Regions from separate parts of the Homo sapiens genome. Here regions 2 and 3 are each linked to region 1. The links are chromatin loops, found by intact Hi-C in ENCODE. Cell type or tissue: A673. All regions are shown on one strand.

Region 1 (8,000 bases):
AAGTCAAAGGACTCAAGACAGCCCAGGAATCATCTCCTGCATCTTCATTACTCTTTACCTTGAGAAAGTTGACAGAGACATGAATTTAGAGAGAAATGAAAGGAGTATTGTGGGCCCACCTGGTAAATCACTGAAGGCATCCAAAAAGGATAGAGAGTGATAGGGCCAATTTTGCATGTGGGAACATGTGCAGACAACATGATTGAAATCCAGTAACAAATCGTTACATCCCAGGGGAAATCCCATACAGAGAACACAGTTGAAAAGGTCAGGCAGTGTGTGGACAAGAGAAAAGTGCACATTTGAGTAAAGTAGAGGGAGCCCATATGCTTACAACAGCACAGTTGCCCAACCATAAAAGGCTGTTTGGTCAATACATGCAGCTTTGTTAGAGTGGGAGTATACATTTAACTCTGCAGAAATAACTGCAAAAATGCAATATCTAAAAGATAGTAAAGGTGAGTGTTAACTTGTGCCCAATCTTGTCAGAACCTTGTTGAGTTGTGATACAACACACTGAGCTGATGAAAAGAGCTGAGGCAACAGAGGGAGAGAAAAGCCTTGTGAAAAATCTCAGGGAGGATGCAGAGAGAAAGCAAATGAAAACATGGAGAGTGTGACCTTGTGGAGAGAATGTTCTGGTTAAGAATGTGACTCTAGGACTCACTGGCAGATAGGGGTCCATGGGGCTTGGGGTCAGAGAGAAATTAAAGTGGGTGGACAATTTACAGAAAGTGTGGGTGCTCAATTAGTGGTAAATCCTTCCCCTTGATATTCACTTCCCACTTTAATGAAGGTTTAGGGTGCTGACATCAATCACTTTACTATTGTCAGTGCTCCTGTTTCTTCCCTGCCCTCATGGACCAGTGAGAGGCATACAGGGCACTTCCCTTCTCACCATATTTGTGCAATTTCAGGTAAAGGTAACCTGCAGCATCCCACTGAAGCAAATGTGTTCTTCACCAGTTGGTCCCAAACCTGGATGGCCTCAGACCTAGAGTGTCTGGTCAGTTATCTCAGAGCCCTGTCTGTTCCCCTGGCCCAGTCAGTCAGGCTGGACCCCCCTCTCTTCTCTTCTCCAACTACCCCCAACAAGTCCTGCCCATTGTACCAGGCCTAGCCCCTCTTTGAGGAGTCTCTGATTATTCCATTGAGGCCTCCCTGTTCTTGTATAATAAGGTGGTTTTACAGAGGTCGCCATAAGTTCCACAAGGACCTGGACTTTATGCAATGATTACCACGACCTCTCCATCCCCTGGGCCACTGGAGGTGTGAAGAGTGATGGATGCTCATTGAACAACTGTGTGACAGTTCAAGTCAAGGCAAAGAGAAGAAACTCACCCTGGATGGTTCAGGGACTGGGTCCCAGGAACAATTCTTAACTCTTCCTCCAGTGTCCCTCCCTGCACACTCACCATCAGTAACCTCTTTCTGAAGCTCCAATAAGGCCCCAGAGCCCCAGGTCATGTACACACCTGATGTAAACACAGAAGGCCCCAACAGAGTACAGGAAAAACACAATTATTCAATGGAAAAGGAGTGAGGACCTTCTCCACCCCAACTCCATTGGAGTGCATAGACCAGAGATAGCACTGAATTTCCTACATAATATAGCTGAGTGTGGTTCCCTTCTTACATTCCCAAATACACATCAAACTGTAATGATGCTATTGCGGTTAAGAGATATCATCCCTGTTAAATATGGCTGGAATGGTGTTACGGACTGAAGGATATTAACATACACAAAACTATTGTATGAAAGTGTTTTATATTAAACCTCATTTGATCATAACAACTCCATTCAAGACCAATTATTATCCCCATTACTCAGATAAGGAAACTGGAGCTAAAAGCTAAGTAACACAACCTAGGGAAACAGCCTTTTAAATTATTGTTCCAGAACTCAAAGCTTAAGATTACAAAAAGATTACGCTTTTCCACCCTCTGTCCTGTGAGCTGACATTTGATATACCTTATTATTTTATTTATTTATTTATTTGTGTTTTTTTTTTCTTTTCTGAGACAGGGTCTCACTCTGTCACCTAGGCTGGAGTGCAGTGGTGCAATCACAGCTCACTGCACCCTCAAACTCCTGGGCTCAAGTGATCCTCCCACCTCAGCCTCATGAGTAGCAGCTACCACCACACCTGGCCATGTTTTTAATTTTTGTTTGTTTGTTTGTTTTGTTTTGTTTCTCACTATGTTGCCAGGGTTGGTATCAAACTCCCCATCTCCTGGCTTCAAGTGATCCTCCCACCTTGACCGCTCAAAGTGCTGGGATTACAAGCATGAGCCACCATGCCTGGCCTATTTTTTATTTCTTATTTTTTTCTTTTATTTCCTTTTCCCACATGTTCTAAAGACATATCTTTTTTTTTCTTTTCTTTTTTTTTTTTTGAGATGGAGTCTCGCTGTGTCACCCAGGATGGAGTGCAGTGGCGCAATCTCGGCTCACTGCAAGCTCCGCCCCCTGTGTTCACACCATTCTCCTGCCTCAGCCTCCCGAGTAGCTGGGATTACAGGCACCCGCCACCATGCCTGGCTAATTTTTTTGTAGAGACGGGGTTTCACCGTGTTAGCCAATATGGTCTTCATCTCCTGACCTCTTGATCCGCCCGCCTCGGCCTCCCAAAGTGTTGGGATTACAGGCGTGAGCCAACACACCCGGCCTAAAGACATATCTTAAAGCAATATTATTAAGTTGTCCTTTTTAAAACAATGTGCCAAAGTATTTTTTAAATTCCAAAAAACATTATAAAGTGTAAAATGCCATCCACATAGCAAAAATTAAAAATCAAAAGGCATGTGACTGTGTGTATGCCACTGCACTCCAGCTTGGGTGACAGAGTGAGACTCCATCTAAAAAAAAAAAAAAAAAAAAAAAAGAGCATGTGAAAAGTTAGTAAAATTGTAACTTATACTCAGATATAGGGTTTGTATGCTATATGTGTGATATACTCTTAGACATAAAGCAATACAAATCTCCAATAAACACCTGGAAATATGCCAAACCGAACAAATTAAAATAAATGAAAATGAATCATAATTATGTGAAACAGATAAGTTATAAAAATAAAACATAAGATATGATTGCATTTTGCAAAAGAATATATATCAACATGAGTGTATAGGTATGTGTATGATTACAAGAGAAAAATTCTGGAAAATAGGCCTATATAAATTAACAGAGACTACATTTTTACAATAATGGGCAGAAGGTGGGGCAGAAGGGGAAAACAGAATAATTTCTAAATATGCATTTCTATATCGTTTCATACTTATTAAACAATGAAAAGTCATAATTGGTAATCTGACAAGGTTATGAGATAAAGTTTTGTAAAACAGGAAAATCTGCAAACCAAGCCACAAAGTGACAGGGTAGAGATACATTTATTGACTAAAAAGTATGCAAATATTGCTCCACAGAATAGCACATTAAAAAAATTTCTTTGACAATAATTCAATGTGTGTATGTTGGTTTGAGATAAAGGATACTTTCATTTAAATTTGCATTTCTGTAAGATTTAAAATATAGAAGTTTTATTGAATAAAAGGTTAGAAATATAAAAACTTTGGAATGATTACAAATACGATGCTCATATATTTACTGCTTTGTAAATATATTCTCGATATATGTTTTATGAGTAAAGAAGCAGATCACAACAATTTGGCAGTATTTCTGTGTGTGAGTGTCTGTATTGCACAATTATTCACACACCAACTCGTGAAGCTTTCTGTTTGGTTCAATAGGGACCGAACTTTCAGGCCTAGAGTTTGAAGATCCCAGGATGGGCACAGATATAGAAGAATTGCTGCCAGTGTGAGGAATATTCCAGAAAGCTTTGTTCTGTACAATGGAATTCATTCACCTCCCTCACTCCCCAAATCCTCAACCCCTTGCCAAGTCCTCTGGTTGACTTTCACTCCTGCAATTCTGACTCTGAGCACAAGGTGGCATTGTTATCCATTTTCTAAGGTTTTTCCCCCCAGTGAAAAGACATATTTGTAATAAACAGAAACAAAATATTTTCTTCAAAGTACATTATGAAACAATAAGTACACAGTGATTCCAACTCTCCTTGAAAAATGCATGTATATAAAAATATTTAGGAGATACATACTTAGTTTCTTTTTCTGCTTACTCCTGTATCTACATCTCACTAACTTTTTAATATGTATTGGATGTCTACTATGTGGCAGATGCTATCAGTCCAATTCTATATCTGCATCCCAGACCTCCCTCTCTTGATATCTAGACCTGCACCACAGGGAGCAAGATGAATGTTAGTGCCCACCCCATGGTGGGGTGAGGTATGGCATCAAACACACCATTCCAAGCAAGTTTAGTTGAAGTTTCCCCCTGAGTCTTAGAAAGTCAGCATAGAAACAGGAAATGATGTGATTGAGTGGAGATAAGTTACTGCCTTGGAAAACTGAGGCAACTTGTAAAGCAAATATTTATTCTCTTGCGTAGTGCCAACAGGCTAATGCCTTCTCCTGACAGGATCTCTCTAACAGCATGAAGGATGAGGCAACCCTTGTATGGTTTCATCTTTGTTCTTCTCACGGGTGGGATGTAGAGATTTTACTTTTATCATTATTTCTTTGTTAGTTCTGAGTGTGTGTCTGCCTTATCCCTAGGAAGGGAGTCCTTCCCATTTACTTATGCAAAAAGCCCATCTGTGATGATGTGGAGTTTCTGCTTCATTTAATACTTCCTGTCCCAGTTAAGGGGGCTTGCCCATGCTTGGCTTCTTGTCATTCAGGACTTATTTCAAATGCCCATTTCCTGAGAAAGAGCTTCACTGACATCCCCACCTGTGATAATCTCTGTCCTGGTCATTTTATACTATATTTGCATGTGTATTTTCTTCAAAGCATTCATCTCCATATGAAATCACCCTGCTTATTGATTTGTTTACCTGCTTATTGCCAGTTTTCCCAGATTAAAATGAAAGCTCCATATTTTGTTACCTGTTTTGTTTTGTACCTGTTTTGTTCCCTGTGCCATATCCTCAGTTCCTAGTTTAGTGGCTCACATATAAATCACTGGATAAGTATTAAGTGAAGGAATTGTTACCTATTTTACACACTGCAATAGAGAACTATTTAAAGCTGAGTGTGACTGGCAGAAAAAAATGACAACAAAATTAAATATCAGAAGATTTAAAATTTTGAGAAGTATTTGTTGCAAATCTATAGCAGTGCTTTTCAAACTTGGATGAGAATGAAAACCAGTTGACAAAATCACTCAAAATGTAGACACCTCCTACCTCACCTTCCTTGTTTTGGTTTATCACATCCAGGATAGGCCTAGAATCTGCAGTTTTTACAAGTACTTTCTGATGATTTTGATGAAGTGGTGCATGAATCACACTTGGAAACATTCTGACCTAAACAACTGACATTTGTATACTATTAATTTAATGTCTATCATGCAGAATTCTGGAATATATGGAGTGTCTCTGTTAATGTAATTACTTGAAAGTGTACTGGTCTTTCCCTCCCACATAAGACCACGGATTGTCTTCCCAAATGGGATAACAATATTCTACAATATTCTTTGGTGGCCAGAAGGACTGGTTATATAGACAAGGCTGTGCATTAAAGGTAACTTTTTATTCTTATGCTTTAATGTCTGGGACCTTGTTGACACTGAAGAGACTGTCACTCCCAGGGCTAACCAATTCCTATATGTAGCAAAGCACTGGATTATGCCTTTCATATGGAAACCAACAAATCCAGAGTCCACATCCCTTCCATGTCTTCTCACACTCACAATCAACACCACTACTTCCCTGCTTAATCAACCAAGGGCCAGGTACCAGACAACTTGGGACAACCCCTGTGTCCCAAAGCCCGCTGAAAATGTTCAAACCAGCCAACACTAAGACTGGCTACCCTACCTTGCCCATTTCTCCTGACAGAAACCACAATAAAGAATCTTGGCTTGTCCAATGGTAGTGGGTTATCAGAACTTATTAACATTAATGTCATTAAAGTTGGTATCCACCCCTCACTGCTAAATTTGACAGTGTAAAAGCATTTTAATGTAAATGCTTACTGCTATAAACTTCTTGTTTAGTACATCTTTTGCTGCATCCCGTAAGGTTTGGTATATTGTGCTTTCATTTTCATTTGTCTCAAGGTATTTTCTGGGAGGTTGAGTAGGCTGAAGAGGAGGAGCAAGAGGAGGGGTTGGTTTTGCTGACTCTGGGGTGGAAGAGGTGATAGAAAAAAATTCACGTATAAGTAGACCTGTGCAGTTCAAACTCATGTTGTTCAACTGCTGCAGCCACTATGTAAAACAGTATAGAGGTTCCTCAAAAAATTTTAAATAGAATTATCATATGATCCAGCAATTCCACTTCTGGATATATATCCAAAAGAATTGAAAACAGAGTCTTGAAGAGATATTACATGGCCACGTTTATTGCAGCATTGTTCACAGTAGTCAAGAGGTGGAAGCAAGTTAATTGTCCATCAGTGAATGAATAAGTAAAGAAAATGTACATAGAAATACAATTCAGTATTAAAAAAAGAAGAAAATCCTGTCATATACTATAATATGGATCAACCTTGAGGACATTATGCTAAGTGAAAAAAGGCTGTCACAAAAAGACAAATAGTGCGTTAGTCCAAATATATGATGTAACTAAAGTAGCTAAACTATTAGAAACACAAGTAGAATAGTGATTGCTGGGGGCTTAGGGAAGTTGTGAAAAGGGAAATTTTTGTTCAATGAGTATAGAGCTTCAACAGATAATACATTTCCAGAGATCTATTGCACAACAATGTGCATATAGTTAACTCTATTGCACAAGTGCATATAGTTAACACTATTGCACTGTGTGCTTAGAAATGGTTAAGATGGTAAATTTTATTTTGTTTGTTTTTATCACAAAAATCAGTGAGACAGTCCAATAAATAAATGGGCAAAACTGTGAAAAGACACTCCAAGAAAGAAGATATACAAATGTCAAATAAGCACATGAAAAGATGCTCAACACAATTATTCATCAGGGAAATGCAAAGAAAACTATAAGAGGCCACTACACTTTCTTAAGAATGGCCAAAATTTAAAAGACTAACCATATCAAATGTTGGTAAGGTCATGGAGGATGGGACTCTCATATACTGCTGGTGGTTATGAAAAATGGTTTAACCACTTTGGAAAATAGTTTGGCAGTTTCTTTCTCTTCCTTCCTTCCTTCCTTCCTTCCTTCCTTCCTTCCTTCCTTCCTTCCTTCTTTCTTTCTTTCCTTCTTCTTCTTTTTTTTTTTTTTTGGAGTCTCCCTCTGGCGCCCAGGCTGGAGTGCAGAGTGGCGCAATCTCGGCTCACTGCAACCTCAGCCTCCCGGGTTCAAGTGATTCTCCTGCCTCAGCCTCCTGAGTAGCTGGGACTACACATGCGCGCCACCATGCCCAGCTAATTGCTAAGTGCTAAGATTACAGGCATGAGCCACCACGTCCAGCCAGCAGTTTCTTAGGATGTTAATTTTACATCTATCATATAATCCAGCTTAGCACTCTTACATATTTACTTACCATAGAGAAAGAAAGCACATGTCTATGGTAAGACTTATACACAAATCTTCATAGCAGCTTTATTTACAAGAGCCACAAATTGAAAATAAGCCAAAATTTTCCCAACAGTTGAATAGATAAATTGTAGTGTACTCATATACTAGAATACTATTTGGCCATTAAAAACAATAAAATTGGTTGGGCCCAGTGGCTCATGCCTGTAATCCCAGCACTTTGGGAGGCCGAGGCAGGCGGATCACATAAGGTCAGGAGTTTGAGACCAGCCTGACCAACATGGAGAAACCCCATCTCTACTAAAAATACAAAATTAGCCAGGCATGGTGGCGCTTGCCTGTAATCCCAGCTACTCGGGAGGCTGAGGCAGGAGAATCACTTGAACCCAGGAGGCGGAGGCTGCAGTGAGCTGAGATCACACCATTGCACTCCAGCCCAGGCAACAAGAGTGAAACTCT
Region 2 (8,000 bases), 210 kb after region 1:
ATGTATGCAGAAAGGCTTTCAATAAAATTCAACATCCCTTCATGATAAAACCCTCAATGAACTAGTCGTTGAAGGAACATACCTCAAAATAAGAGGCATATATGACAACCCCACAGCCAATATCATATTGAACAGCCACAAGCTGGAAGCATTACCCTTGAGGACTGGATGCCCACTCTTGCCACTCCTATTCAACATAATTCTGTAAGTCCTAGCCAGAGCAATCAGGCAAGAGAAAGAAATAAAAGGCATCTAAACAGGAAGAGGGGAAGTCAAACTATCTGTTTGCAGATGATATTACTCTGTACCTAGAAAACCCCATAATCTGCCCTAAAGCTCCTCGAACTTCAACTTTAGCAAACAAAATCAGTGTACAAAATCATTAGCATTTCTATACACCAACAATGTCCAACTCTGAGAGCCAAGTCAAGTATGCAATCCCATTTACAATTACAAAAACAGAAACAAAAACCTAGGAATACAGTTAACCAGGGAGGTGAAAGATCTCTACAAAGAGAATTACAAAACACTGCTCAAATAATTTAGAGATGACCCAAACAAATGGAAAAACATTCCATGCTCATGGATAGGAAGAATTGCTATTGTTAAAATGGCCATACTACCAAAGCAATTTATAGATTCAATGCTATTCCAATCAATCAATGACATTCTTCACAGCATTAGAAAAAACTGTTTTAAAATTCATATGTAACCAAAATAGAGCCCAAATAGCCAAGGCAATTCTGAGGAAAAGTAACAAAGCCAGAGACATCATGTTACCTGGCTTCAAACTATGCTACATAGCATACCTGACTTTGAGCGGCTACAGTAACCAAAACAGCATCGTACTGGTACAAAATCAGACACAGAGACCAATATAACATAACAAAGAGCCCAGAAATAAAGCCACACACCTACCACCATCTGATCCTTAACAAAGTCATCAGAAATAAGCAATGGGAAAATAACCCCCTATTCAATAAATGGTGCTGGTATAACTGGCTAGCCATATGCAGAAGATTGAAACTAGACCCCTTCCTTACATCATATACTAAGCTCAAGATGGATTAAAGACTTAAATGTAAAACCTAAAACTATAAAAAGTCTTGAAAGCCAGGTGCGGTGGCTCACGCTTGTAATCCCAACACTTTGGGAGGCCGAGGCGGGCGGATCAAGAGGTCAGGAGATCGAGACCATCTTGGCTAACATGGTGAAACCCCATCTCTACTAAAAATATAAAAAATTAGCCGGCTGTGGTGGCGGGCGCCTGTAGTCCTAGCTACTCAGGAGGCTGAGGCAGGAGAATGGCGTGAACCCGGGAGGCGGAGGTTGCAATGAGCCGAGATCATGCCACTGTACTCCAGCCTGGGCGACAGAGCGTGACTCCGTCTCAAAAAAAAAAAAAAAAAAAAAAAGGAAAAAAAAAGTCTTGAAAAAAGCCTGGGAAATAGTATGCTAGACATTGGCCCTGGCAAATATTTTATGATGAAGAAACCAAAAGCAATTGCAACAATACCAAAAATTAACTAATGGAACCTAACTAAATTAATAGCTTCTGCACAGCAAAAGAAACTATCAACAGAGTAAACATACAGCCTACAGAATGGGAGAAAATACTTGCAAACTATGCATCCAACAATGATCTAATATCCAGAATCTATAAGGAACTTCAACAAACGTATAAGCAAAAAACAGCCCTATTAAAAAGTGGGCAAAGAACATGAACAGATACTTTTCAAAAGAAAACATATGCGTGGCCAACAAGCATATGAAAAAGTGCTCAACATCACTAATCATTAGATAAATGCAAAACTACAATGAGATACCATGTCACACCAGTCAGAAGGGCTAATATTAAAAAGTCAAAAATTACAGATGCTAGCGAGGTTGTGGAGGAAAGGAAATGCTTATACACTTCTGGTGGGAATGTAAATTACTTCAGACATCGTGGAAAGCAGTGTGGTGATTTCTCAAAGGACTTAAAATGGAATTTCCATTCAACCCAGCCATCCCATTATTGGGTATATACTCAAAGGAATATAAATTATTCTACTATAAAGTGACATGCACACATTCCACAGCACTATTCACAATAGCAAACGCATGGAATCATCCTAAATGCTCATCAATGGTAGACTGGATAAACAAAACGTAGTACATACACACCACGGAATACTACACAACCATAAAAAGAATGAGAGCATGTTCTTTGCAGCAGCATAGATGGAGCTGGAGGCCACTATCTTAAGTGAACTAATACAGGAACAGAAAACCAAATACAACATGTTCTCACCTGTAAGTGGGAGATAAACATGAGTACACGTGGACACGTGTACTTGAGAATAGAGGGTGGGAGAGGACTGAAAAACTACCTATCATGTACTATGCTTGTTACCTGGATGATGAGATAATCTGTACACCCAACCCCTGTGACAAGCAATTTACCTATATAACAAACCAGCAAATATACCCCTGAGCCCCTAGCCTAAAGTAAAAGTTTAAAAAGTATTAAGTGAATAAAGAAATGAATTATACTTGAATATAAAAATAAAAGAAATAGCAACTCTCATACTGGGATATTAGGAGTATATCTGATAAATATTATTCTGATTTCATTATATTAATATAAAATTTTAGAGTATCTGAGATTTTAAAAGGATGCTTTCAAAATCTTATTAAGAAATTCTTGCCAAGACATTTGTGTATATGAGCAAGTGTTACAAATATCATCTGTTATAGAAACTATGGTAAGGGAGCTTACTTTTTACCACTAGGATACTGGGGAAATAAAGTTTACAGCATCCTACGATGAAACACCAGTTAATATAAAAATATTGAACGTATATTGTAACGTAATTTCGAATGTTATAGAAATTTATTTCCATGAAAAAATGCTAATAAAGATTTAAAGAGGGGTACAAAGACTTGAACAAGTAGTCTGGATCCATTTTTCCCTCATTTAGGTCTCTGATTTTCCAGTGGTCAAAGAATAAAAATTAAAATGACCTTTTTCTTCTGATATAGAACTCTCTTTTCAGCACAGTAAGAGATAACGATTTCTGTCTTGAGCCCATCAATGTCCCTGGGAATACTGAGAATGTCCGCTTTGCCACCCAGAGTTCCAGAAAGCTCTGTAAGGTGGGCTTGGGCCACAGCCTCTCCCTCCCACCTTCCTGCTCGCGATGTTCTAGCTGTAGTTCAGCCTTCTGTCACGAGAGGGCACCACGGTACCACCATTATCGAACTCTATCAAGAAGGGTCTGCAAGGAGCAAAAAATAAAATACCTCCCTTAAAACTTAGCTTATGAATCTAGATTACAGAGTAATTCTAATTCTGTCAGAAAAAAACCTGATGATAGGTGTAAAATAAGTCTGTATATATGTATGGCATCAACAATGAAACACCAGACAGCTCTAGCACACGTTGGCAATCATTAGCATTAATAGTGCAAGGCAGGCAGAAGGTGACTGAGAGAGTATGGGCGTGCCTAAGTGGGTCCTGGGCAGCTGCGTCCATAATGTCCTGGAGAGGGGATGAGTGAGAGGGAGTGAGAGGTTTGAGAAGCCTGTACAACGGTAGGGTAACGGAGGGTGAACACCCAGCTCTCTGGAAGGCACCCCTCTACAGTGTGGACACCTCAATCTACACCGAGGAGGGAAGAGATAAATCAATGAATTCGATGTAGATTTGGGGTGAACAGCAAATAGGACTGTTTTTAATATGCATGTGAATTTTCCAAACAGAATTGTTATTATAATAAATATTTTCATAACATTCATTACTCTGTAGAATACACTTCTGTTCATTAAAAAAGAACGACAAAGATGAAGATAGCTGTGATGCCTCCTGGTGGCCAGAGAAATTATTGCACATCTGGGAGTAGAGTTGGGGCAGGAGAGGGGAGGGAGGAAGGGAGGGTGGGATCTAATTAATGGCATCGGGCACAGTATTCTGGAATTTTTCACATACTTGTCACAATTTGTGTGCATCCATTTATCTAGGTTATTTTTTAAAAGTATATTTTCTGGGATATATAAACCTTTTTCTTTCATTTAGAATTTTTCAACATCAGTAATATTGTTACTTAAAAACTATATGGGTCATAATTTAAAAAAAAAGTTTAGCGGATCACGAGGTCAGGAGTTCAAGACCAACCTGGCCAACATGGTGAAACCCCATCTTTACTAAAAAATACAAAAATTAGCCAGGCGTGGTGGAGGGCGCCCGTAATCCAAGCTAGTTGGGAGGCTGAGGCAGGAGAATCGCTTGAAACCAGAAGACAGAGGTTGCAGTGAGCCAAGATTGCACCACTGTACTCCAGCCTGGGCAACAAGAGTGAAACTCTATCTCAAAAAAAAAAAGTTTAATACTCTGGGATCATGTAATGGCAGACCCCAAGGAGATGAGATCATTCACAGCCCCAAAAGCATGAAGACAAAATGAGAAAAACTTTAAAATAATCAAAATTAACTGTTGATAGGGAGATAACAAGGGTATTTTACTGGTTTACTTAGTCACACCTAAAATCAGTAACCTTATATGAATAATGGTGGTGATATTGGGTAATTTGACTGATACTTAGGATTATAGAAGATTAAATATATTTAAAAACGTCTTGAGGCGTGTGTACTATCCCTTGAGGAAGATTAAAGCATTAACAGGCCTGGAGCCATCAAGTCAAAATAGAAAAATACCTTAAGTATTCCAAAGTTAGCTGCTGATCTGGAAAGAACAAGTTGTCTCTCTTATTTGCATAAAATTTCCTAAAGGCAGCACCCTGATGTGAATAATGGTCATAGTCATGGGTACCTTGGACGGCAGTTAAGATTAAAGGAGATGAGATGTAAAGGGCATTTGCTTACAGTAGTTCAGTGCATGTTACTTTCCCTCTCTCCAGCTCACTTGTCTCAAGGCCAACACCTGAGCTTCTGCCTGAGCCCATTCACCACTTCAAGGATCAGCCAACTCGTGTGGCCCTACACCCATGTCTCTTGGTACAAAGCATGAGATTTCACCTCCTCTGCCTTCATCATTACCCAGAGGGGTTGTGGAGTGGGGACCTGTGGGGAACAACAGCCAGGGAGTGGAATCTGACCATTTATCAAGGCCTGGAAGCCCATCTTCTAAAAGGGAGGCTGCCCAGAGCCATCTAGGGAGGGTGAGGGATGGAACCTCATTCCAATCCTGCCACTTTCCTGGGGAGGTGACTTAGGTTCTGTGAGGCTGAGCTTGGTCATCTGTGAAATGGGATTGACCATACCATCTCTACAGAGCTGTCCTGGGGGGTAAATGAGAAAACCTCTTGAGAATATACGGCATGGAGTTGGACTTCAATTATCTTTAAATGTTGGGACACAGCAGTAGGGACTGGCTGGGCCTCAGGGTTAAGGCAGGCATTGTGAAAAATCATTTCTCATTATTTCCCTTTATAAGAAAACAGTTGAAGAAAGCAAATGTTCCTTTGATATGCCTTGAGTTCAAAGTTTTGTAGACAGTAGTTTCTCTACTTCTTGGGTGTTATCAGAAGCTTATAAGAGCTGTTCAACATCATTCCCCTGAGCTGACCCAAATCCAGTTTCCCTTGCCTGGAATACAGGCATGTCTTTGAACTCACCTGGTGATCTCAGTGATAGATAGCAAAGTAAGCAAAGTGTGATGTCTGCTAATGGCTCCTTCTGGACTGCTTAGTATTTTAATTTATGTATAGGAAAATTCTGGACCCATCCTGCAGTCATCAATGCAGGAGTCCTCAGGCCATGTATTATCCAGCCACATCACACCAGGATTTCAGCCACCTGCTGCCTTCTGGAGAGGCACAAATCCAATAGTTAGCAGAATTTTTTACACATAATTGTCTATTCTTTTGTTAGGTAATAACTAAATGTTTATTGAGCTCAGATTTCATGCTGTCCCGGTGGAGGCATCTCATTAGCTCTAAAGTGGAAATGAGAGGGTAAGAAAAGATATGAATATATGGGCAACTTCAAATGTTAAATTGAGATGAGATGGCTCCTTCCCATTATTTTTTCTTTTGAATTTTTCTACTGCCCAATAATTTTAAACTTGATCAAGTTTCAAGTAATTTAAGATTTTCAAATGTCATTCGTTGGACTTACCAGCATCCATTGCAGCCACATGATGGAGATATCTCTTCTGTCTCTCTTTATTGCTCTCTTTCTTTCTCTCTTTGTCTCCTCCTCTTTCTTGGTTTCTTTTTCTTTACATTCAAAGTTCCATAAAGAGTTTTCTACATTCCCTGTTAATATTCTCCACTTTCCACTGACTATCCCACTGCACTATGGCCTCTGTCCACAACATCAAGTAACACATGTGAACTCAAACACCTCTGAAGTGTGTTTCTTGTGCAATTAAAAAATAATAAATGAAATGGAAAAGTGTACTCATGTCATAACAACCGTCAAACAAAATTAGATCAGGTTCTAAATGAGATGCATCCTTAAACCAATCAAGGGATTTCGATAGTAGTTTGGACATATGAAAACTAACTGCAGGGAATCACTGTCTTCTTTCATCAGCTTGGCCCAGATTAGGTTCCAGATGTACAGGGTAACCCCACATGAGTTACAGTTTGAGTTAAGTACAAGTAGTCTGGACAAATAGAAGGTGTTTCATGAAAGAATACACTAAGTCATTGTTTTAGGCTAGTTCACTCCAGGGAAACTCTAGGTGTTTGAATACATCAGGAAAAAAAGTGGGCTTGAAAATAATATCTGCAGATTTTATTAATGCTCCCTAAGCATATAAACTGGGTAAATGAGCCTGTCTGTTTTGGCAAGTTGGAAAGAGAGTATACATGACATGTAGGCATATATGGCAAATCCCACTGTTGAAATCTGAACATGTATTTGTTCTCCTTATGTTTCTTCCTTCCTCTTATTCCATGAGGTATTCATGCATTTAGAGATAAAAATGTAAATTAAAAGTAAAACCTTAAGCCCCCCAACCGACTGAACAAACCTCATGGCCAAGAGGACCCCCCAAAATCCTTAAAACTGAGTTCCTGGGCATGACAGGAAGTGGGGTCAGATAGAACTTGTTATGCTCCCTCCCTTTTGTGGTTTAGATACGACAATTGACCAGCATTAATGTTAAAATAGAGATCATAAGACTGGCAGAACAGACTCTTTGTGGCAATAAGATATCAAATTATAAATAAGACCTAAGGCCATGCCAGGCAAGGGTTAAGTCACACACTCTACACTTAAAGAATAAACTGTGTTCTAATTGACACAAGCTTTCCTTTGCATTTTTCTCCAGCAGCTAAACAAGTACTGGCCTCAAGATAAGCAATATTAAAACAACTTGCAGCTCATCCACCACTAGATGCTGATCCCCAGCCCCTGTTCCACCAGCAATAGCTACAGTTTTGATTGGACAAGAGACTGATTTTGGTAACTTTATTCTGATTAGAAGATCACCAACCATGGACCGGTTCTGGCCAGTTTAAAGAGGGCAGGACTTGAGTGCCTTTGTGTTCTGAAAAGTTCTTTTAACGTATAGGGCCTAATTGTAATACATTTAAATGTGAAGTCTCCACCCCAAGGTGAACCTGGTCCATATGTATAACATACATGTTTGTTCAGTACCCATGTGCCAGGACCCCCTTCATTAATATTCATAGCTCCTCCTATAACGTGTTGAGTATGTATCTTTGTCCAACCCCTTCAGCTTAAATTCCTGTCTTACCTCTCACTCCCTCAAAGTGCCTGCTTCTGGGCTTCTTCCAACGGCTACATTCTCAGCCCATCAGAATGGCCACTCTGCAGGCTGTAACCTTTTATAAGAAATAAAGCTATCCTTTTTAAAATCTATAAATTGGTGATATTTCAGTTAACAAAATCATACCATTAAAAATACCATATTTCATGTGTAGATCTATACAAATGTAATAAAAATATAGAGAAATGTCTTAAAAATGTAAACCCCAAATTTTGCATAGTGGTTACCTGTGAGGAAGAAGGAAACTAATTAGTTAGAG
Region 3 (8,000 bases), 94 kb after region 1:
AGCCACCACACCTGTCCCTATTTTGGCTTTTGACATGCCTTCCTCACTACACTTAATAATTTCTAGCTTTTATTTTGGCTTTCGACATGCCTTCCTCACTACACTTAATAATTTCTCGCTTTTATTTTATTTATTTATTTTTTTGAGACGGAGTCTCATTCTGTCACCTGGGCTGGGGTACAGTGGCACAATCTCAGCTCACTGCAACCTCCACCTCCTGGGTTCAAGTGATTCTACTGCCTCAGCCTCCTGAGTAGCTAGGACTACAGGCACTCGCCACTACTCCCGGCTAATTTTTCTATTTTTTTATTAGGAACAGGGTTTTGCCATGTTGCCCAGGCTGGTCTCAAACTCCTGACCTCAAGTGATCTGCCCCGCTTGGCCTCCCAAAGTGTTGGGATTACAGGTGTGAGCCACCACGCCCGGCCAATGGAATTGTTTTGAGAGTCCAAAAGTAAAACTATGTGGCTAATCTCAAATGAATTTTGACAAGGGTTCCAAGACAATTCAGTGGAGAAATATAGTCTTTTCAACAAATGGTGCTTGGCCAACTGCATAGCCACATATAAAAGAATGAAGTTACACTCTTACCTCCCGCCTTATAAAAAACTAATTCAAACTGGGTCAAAGACCTAAATGGAAGAGCTAGAAGTATAAAACTCTTGGAGGAAAATATAGGGATAAATATTTGTGACCTTGGATTACAAAGGATTCTTAGATTCAAATGACTCTTGAATTCAAAAGATTCTTAGATATGACACCAATACCAGGAGCAGCAAAGAAAAAGGTAATCTAGACTTCATCAAAATTAAAAATTATTGTGTTTCCTTTTTTTGTTCTTTTGAGACAGAGTCTCGCTCTGTGGCTCAGGCTGGAGTGCAGTGGCACAATCTCGGCTCACTGCAACCTCCACCTCCCAAGTTCAAGCGATTCTCCTGCCTCAGCCTCCAGAGTAGCTGGGACTACAGGCAGGTGCTGCCACGCCTGGTTAATTTTTTGTATTTTTAGTAGAGATGGGGTTTCACCATGCTGGCCAGGCTGGTCTCAAACTCCTGACTTCAAGTGATTCGCCTGCCTTGGCCTCCCAAATTGCTGGAATTACAGGCATGAGCCACCGTGCCTGGCCAAACACCATTGTGTTTCAAAAGGCACCATTATGAAACTGATTAAAAAACCCACAGAATGGGCTAAAATATCTGCAGATCATATATGTAGTGAGGGATTTCTGTCTAGAATATATAAAAACTCTTGCAACTCAATAATAAAAAGAAAAATAACTCAAATAAAAAGTGCACAAAGATCTGAATAGACATTGATCCAAGGAGGATATACAAATGACCTATAAGCACATGAAAAGATGCACCACATTATTAGTCATCAAGGATATGCAAATCAAAACCACCATGATATACCACTTCACCCCCACTAAAATGGTTGGAATCAAAATTTCAGATAATAACAAATGTTGACAAGAATGTGGAGAAATCAAAACCGTCATATGCTACTGGTAGGAATGTAAAATATTCAGCCACTTTGGAACATAGTTTGGCAATTCCTCAAATGAGTAATCATATTGGAATCATAAAGCTTGAAAACATCATGCTAAATAAAAAATCCAATTTCCAAAGAATACATATTATACAATTTCATTCATATGAAATGTCAAAATAGGGAAATCTATAGACAGAAAACGTATTAGTAGTTGCTTTGGTATGAAGAGGATGGGGGAATAGGAGAGTGATAGCAAAAGAATAGGAGGTCGCTTTTTGAGGTGACGAAAATATCCTGAAGTTGACTGTGGTGATGGTTGCATGTATCTATGAATATGCTAAAAACCATTGAATTTTACACTTTAAATGGGCAATCTTATGGATTGCAAATTGTATCTCCATAAAGTTGTTTTTAAAAGATATAAATTGAGGCCAGGTGCGGTAGCTCACGCCTGTAATCCCAGCACTCAAGAGGCCGAGGTTGGCGGATCACCTAAAGTCAGGAGTTTGAGACAAGCGGGGCTAATATGGCTGAAATCCCGTCTCTACTAAAAATAAAAATAAAAATTAGCTGGGCATGGTGGTGTGCATCTGTAGTCCCAGCTACTCTGGAGGCTGAGGAAGGAATATCCCTTGAACCTGGGAGGCAGAGGTTGTAGTGAACCAAGATCACGCCACTGCACTCCAGCCTGGCTGACACAGTGAGTCTCCATCTAAAAAAAAAATATATATATACACACACACACACACACACACACACACACACACACACACACACACATATATAAATTGAGACTTAACCAGATTTGGTTATTATTTGAATATGAGGGACAATGTAGAGTGATTCAAGGATAATAGCCACATTTCTGGGTTGGTCAAGGGGTGAGTACTAAGGTAGAAAACAAAGGAAAATAAACATGTCTAAGGTGAGAAGAAGTGATGAGAGAGAGAGAGACCGAGAGAGAGAGGGAGAGAGACAGAGGAAGAAAAGAAGAAAAAGAAGAAGAAGAAGAAGAAGAGAGAAGAGAGAAGAAGGAAGAAGGAAGAAAGAAGAAGAAGAAAAAGAAGAAATAGTAGTATTAAGGGCTTCCACAGGCTTCTGAGTTGAGAAAGCCAAGTGTAGTAAGAATGGTCAGTGGAGAGTGTTCCCCAGGCCCTAGCATAAATGAAGAGGTATCAGAGTGGGTATGGACTGGCAGATAGTGACCCTGCAGCAAGACTAAGCTCTTCTGGGTGACCTGGAGGTGAGACAGTCAGGGTGAGGGTCTCGGTATGCTGCACTACAAAAGCCAGGTGAGAGATAGCAAAAATGTCCCAAAGAGACTTTTCCCCGGGGTGGGTGAAAAAGAGAAGAGAGCAGGCAGGTTTGAGAACTGCTCCCCACTCCTCCCACCTCCTCAATTACTTCTAGGCTTTTCTTGGAATCTCTCACCACAGAGCTGTAGAAAAGCCCTATTCTGGTTTCCAGAATGGGAAGAGACCTCCCAACTATGCTGAGAAGTGAGTCATTAGGTGGGAATTTGGGGAAGAAATAGAAGGAAGGAGCCAAAGTGATATATTAAGGTCACCACCTTGGTCACCTGTCCATCTATATTTTTGGAGTAAGCAACAGAATTAGGAGTCTGAACATAGGAATTAAGAAGCTCTCGAATATAACAGTGGAAGACCAGCACCTTCCCAACCTCTTGTCAGGGCAGGGATACTCTATCTCTGCGTCACTCAACCTGCCTTGGCCTCACAGCTCTTCCTTTTGCTTAAGTCTTCAAACCATCAACAGTGATAGCCACTAATTTTAGCAGGTGGCATTAGTTGTCAGCAAATGTTTTTTCATATTTAATGAATGTTTATTATAATAGAATAAAATAGAAATGTTTATTAATAAAACTTGAAATTTGTCCCAGAAGGATAAAAACGTAGATTATTTACATAAAATGGCCAAGATCTGACAACAGAACTGTTTCCTGAAGATTTACTTCACAGATTATTTTGAAAACACCAACTGTGTTCAGGAAAATTTTCTCTCCTTTTTTTCATAAAATTTTCAAACAAGTGAGAATGCTCTAAAAATGATGGTGTGGAGCCTAGAGAAAATGTTTTCTGTGTGCTATAGATGAACATAAACTATATATATATATTACTTTCCCAGGTTGAAGTGTTTCTTTCAAAAATAAAATTTGATTATTTTCAATTTTTTGAGGGATGCTGATTTTTAAAAAGGAAATAAAGAGAAATTATTAGGAAGCATATACACAGCCAGTGAGAAGAGGAAAGAAGAAAAGGCCAAGGCCAGAGGAAGGGGGTTTGGGGTGGGGGAAAGGAAGGGTACAGACCCTCCCAAATAACCGAAGATGGGTAAACTCCAACCGCAAAGCGATGATGCCACTTGTGGGCCCTCAGATTGGAGAGGACGGAGATGAGTGACGGGGCTGTGCGCACTGGGGCACCGCGCACAGACGGGAGGAGGGGGGTGTCTGTGTGTTCCAAAGGGGGGAGTACCAGTTAACTGGCCGCCGGCCCGTGGGGGTTGGTGAGAAGGAGGGTGAGCTTGGCGGTGACGCACGGCCCTCACGTGACCGGGAGCTGCAGAGCTACGCAGCCTTCGGTGCAGTCGTCACTCGTGTCTCGCTACCAGCTCCCCGCTGCCCTGCGCTCGGCGGGCTGGCATCCGGCCCGGGGGAAAGCGGACCAGGTAAGGGCCCCGGGGCCCGCGCGCCCTGGCTAGGCCAGCAGAGGCTCACCGACCCCCCCGACGAGCGCAGAACAGCGCAGGGGATCCCCGCCAGCTTTCTCCACACCCCAACATTCTTGGGAACATAGTGGTCCCCTGGGGTGGGGAAGCAGTGGCGGCTGGGGCTCCAGGGGCAGCAGAGCAACCAAGAGCGATGGAAAACCATTCCCGAGTCCTTGCAGGAAAACGGTGAACACCACGGGGGGCGAGGCGGCCGAGGGTGGGAGCGGGGGGCGGGAGACGCGGGGCGCTGGCAGTGAGGAGGGCCCTAGGCGGAGAAGGAGCTAGCGTTCCGCTGCAGCAGCCCCCCCTCCCCACACCCCAGCCCTTCTGCAGGTCTGCGGGGCCAAGTGTCCCGGCGGCGCACCTCGTGGCGAGAATCGGGAGAAGGAGGAGACTACAAGGATAGGCCCAGGTCAGTGCGAGGGACGGTGGTGGGGGCGGGTGCAGAGTCCAGTCTGAGGTCCCCTCCCAACTCCCCCATCTCCCGTCCTCCATTTTGGTGCCTGCCGAGATCTAGGGATGGATCTGTAGGGAAAATGGTGGGTTTGGGGGCAGGTAGGGGAAGACACGAGAGGTGGGGGGGGGGGCGGGCTCGAATGGGGGCCCCCTAGTGGGCGCACGAAACCTCTCTGGTGGGAAACGTGAAATTAAACAAAACAAAACATGTTGATAGCCATGACGCGGAATCCTGAAAAATGAGTAGCCGTGCCTCTGTCCTCGGTACTGAAGCGTTCACCAGCTGTTCAGCCCCTTCTCTCTCCTTTTGTCTCCTAGGAGTAATGGAGTCCAAAGAGAAACGAGCAGTAAACAGTCTCAGCATGGAAAATGCCAACCAAGAAAATGAAGAAAAGGAGCAAGTTGCTAATAAAGGGGAGCCCTTGGCCCTCCCTTTGGATGCTGGTGAATACTGTGTGCCTAGAGGAAATCGTAGGCGGTTCCGCGTTAGGCAGCCCATCCTGCAGTATAGATGGGATATGATGCATAGGCTTGGAGAACCACAGGCAAGGATGAGAGAAGAGAATATGGAAAGGATTGGGGAGGAGGTGAGACAGCTGATGGAAAAGCTGAGGGAAAAGCAGTTGAGTCATAGTCTGCGGGCAGTCAGCACTGACCCCCCTCACCATGACCATCATGATGAGTTTTGCCTTATGCCCTGAATCCTGATGGTTTCCCTAAAGTTATTACGGAAACAGACCCCTGCTTTCGAATTTACATGTTCATGATGTGCCCTTGTTGTAAACCTTTACCTGTCACTTGTTTACGTGGGTCTCCTATTACCAGCTTCTAATTGAATATTGTGTTTTTGAACCAGTCTGTAAGATTTTTGTTAGCAGAAGAATTTTACCTATTGCATGGAAAGATGCTCATTATAGTGAAGTTAATAAAGCACCTTTAAAAAGCAATCTCTATATTCTTTTTTTGTTAAAAATTTATATTGATTGTACTTAATACATGAAAAGAAAAGTACTGAAATTAAATATACCAAAGGATTAATATAGGGACTCATTCTATGAGATGGGTTAATGTATTTTTTATATTTTCTGTAATTTAAGAAAAATTGGAAACATTTTTAAATAACCTTTGAAGGCAGTAGAGTCACTTAATAAATACTTGCTGATCAGCACTACTCACAAAAGCAAAGACATGGAATCAACATAAATGTCCATCAGTGAGAGACTGGATAAAGTAAATATACATATACATCATGGAATATTATGCAGCCATAAAAATAAAGAAATCATGTCTGTTGTGGGAATATGGATAGAGCTGGAGGCTATTATCCTTAGCAAACTAATGCAGGAACAGAAAACCAAATACTGCATATTCTCATTTATAAGTGGGAGCTAAATGAAAACTCATGAACACAAAAAAGGGAACAACACACACTGGGATCTGTAGGGGTGGAGAGTGGGAGGGGGAAGAGGAACCTAAAAGATAACTATTGGGTGCTGGGCTTAATACCTGGGTAATGAAATAATCTGTGCAACAACCACCCCCCCACCTGCCCCCAGCCCATGACACAAGTTCACCTATGTAACAAACCTTCACATGTACCCTGGAACCTAAAAGTTTTCTTAAAAAAAGAAAAAAAAAATACTTGCTAATCAAATTTGGATCTCTTAGCCAGGTAAATAAACTCAGGAATTTGTATAAGTTGGGGGTGGCATTTCCTTCACATGACTGGAATGAGGTCATTTGTGTGAGACCTGTGTTTACCTGTTTTTTCTCCCATCCACACCTATTATGCAAGACTCTCATCCTCAGATTTTCCCTTCAGATGTTTAGCAGAGTGCTCAAAGGTAGGTCTCACTAGTCCAGCATAGTTCCTATTCTCAGGAATAAAATGTCTGTTGGTCATGCTGTGGTTTCTTCATGACGAGGCAGGCACTTAACCGAAGTAAAATTAATAATGACTGAGTCAGGAGCTCTGAGTTTTTGTCTCGGTTCAGTTTCTAAACAAGTAAATAACTTTGGATGTGTAACTTAGATTACTTGCCATTCCTAAAGGAACACTGGGTTCATTTAGTAATGTCACAGTGTTTCTAAAACTATGCTAATCTGCCACCTGTGTGAGAATCACCAGGGGATTTCTTGAAAATGTGGATTCATACAAAGTTCTTGGGTCCCAACATAGATCCCCTGAATGGGGCTTCAGAACTTTTGTTTTTAGCAAGCTTTCCTGGTGATTCTGATGCACATTAATGTCTAAATGGCTACTGGTATGTAAATATTTACTATGATGTCAATTTTTTTTTTTTTTCTGAGACGGAGTCTCGCTCTGTTGCACCTCTGCCTTCCGGGTTCACGCCATTCTCCTGCCTCAGCCTCCTGAGTAGCTGGGACTACAGGCACCCGCCACCACGCCCGGCTAATTTTTTGTATTTTTTAGTAGAGATGGTGTTTCACCGTGTTAGCCAGGATGGTCTGGATCTCCTGACCTTGTGATCTGCCCACCTCGGCCTCCCAAAGTGCTGGGATTACAGGCGTGAGCCACCGTGCCCAGCTGATATCAGTTCTTAAAAGCCATAATAACTTGCAGAATATAAAGGTGAATATCTGAATTCAGTTCAGGGAACCATTAAAATGTAAAGGATGAGATCATGAAAAAAGCATTAGATTTATTACATAACAATTTGAATTTTATTATCTTTTGTGGAATATTAGGTGATTTCTTCTGTACTCAACTGCATTTTTCTTAACATGGATTACGTTAAGAAGAAATACAAGCTAACAACAGATCCAGATCCAAAGAACTATTCAGTTAGCTTACAAATGCAATTGAAACACATAAAAATTCCCATTGACAGAACTGAGATATGTAAATTTCATGTTAGCCTTGGATAGAGTATTCATGCCTTGGTGTAATTATCCCTCCTATGGAGTGCAGGTAAAATAACTGTCTTAATCAATAGAATACAGCAAAAGTGACGGGATGTCACTTCTGTGATTATGTTACAGAAGATTGTGATTGTCATCTTGCTAGCAGATTCATTCTGTCTCTTCCTTCCTCCTTCCTCCCACTTTTGCTGGCTTTGATGAAACAAGCTGCCATGTTGGAGAGGCACATATAGCAAGGAATTGAGAGTGTTCGCCAGCCAACAGCCAGTGAGGAACTCAGGCCCTCAGTCTAATAGCCCTCGAGGAATTGAATCCTGCCAAAACAACAAAGGTGAGTTTGGAAGCAGATTCTTGCCCAGCTTAGTCTTCAGATAAAACTGTGGCCCAGGCTAACATCTTGATTGCAGCCTTCTAAAAGACCCTGAGGTGGAGGATCCAGA

Evidence for each region. A loop is a pair of places that touch in the nucleus more often than their neighbours do. Peaks named below come from ENCODE experiments on the same cell type or tissue, not always from the same donor. Only the 100,000 strongest peaks of a DNase experiment are listed, where the experiment ranks them.
Region 2: a loop joins it to region 1, with 5 times the contacts of the local background. A loop is called at or near these places in 52 of 110 quality-filtered maps.
Region 3: it touches region 1 in a loop (3-fold over the local background); 9 of 110 quality-filtered maps call a loop at or near these places.

The regions. Positions count from the first base shown.
Region 1 is chrX:103,154,159-103,162,158 of GRCh38, reverse strand. No RefSeq gene overlaps it. Among named protein-coding and RNA genes, the nearest start is that of BEX4, 57 kb to the left of the region's middle. In A673, a CTCF peak has its summit at 3,955 (motif pointing right); DNase peaks (open chromatin) are centred at 3,928, 4,418 and 4,688; H3K27ac peaks cover 2,313 bases.
Region 2 is chrX:102,946,972-102,954,971 of GRCh38, reverse strand. The region is part of intron 10 of LINC00630 (long intergenic non-protein coding RNA 630); the gene reads right to left. Among named protein-coding and RNA genes, the nearest start is that of RAB40AL, 14 kb to the right of the region's middle. In A673, CTCF peaks have their summits at 3,215 (motif pointing right) and 3,854 (motif pointing left); DNase peaks (open chromatin) are centred at 3,211 and 3,851; H3K4me3 peaks cover 573 bases.
Region 3 is chrX:103,060,275-103,068,274 of GRCh38, reverse strand. BEX1 (brain expressed X-linked 1) reads left to right here and starts at 4,104. Exons shown (of 3, transcript NM_018476.4): 1 at 4,104-4,179; 2 at 4,544-4,633; 3 at 4,996-5,624. The coding sequence starts at 5,001. The coding sequence ends at 5,378. RefSeq lists an enhancer at 3,920-4,214. In A673, no CTCF peak of the experiment used is centred here; DNase peaks (open chromatin) are centred at 4,034 and 4,914; H3K4me3 peaks cover 670 bases.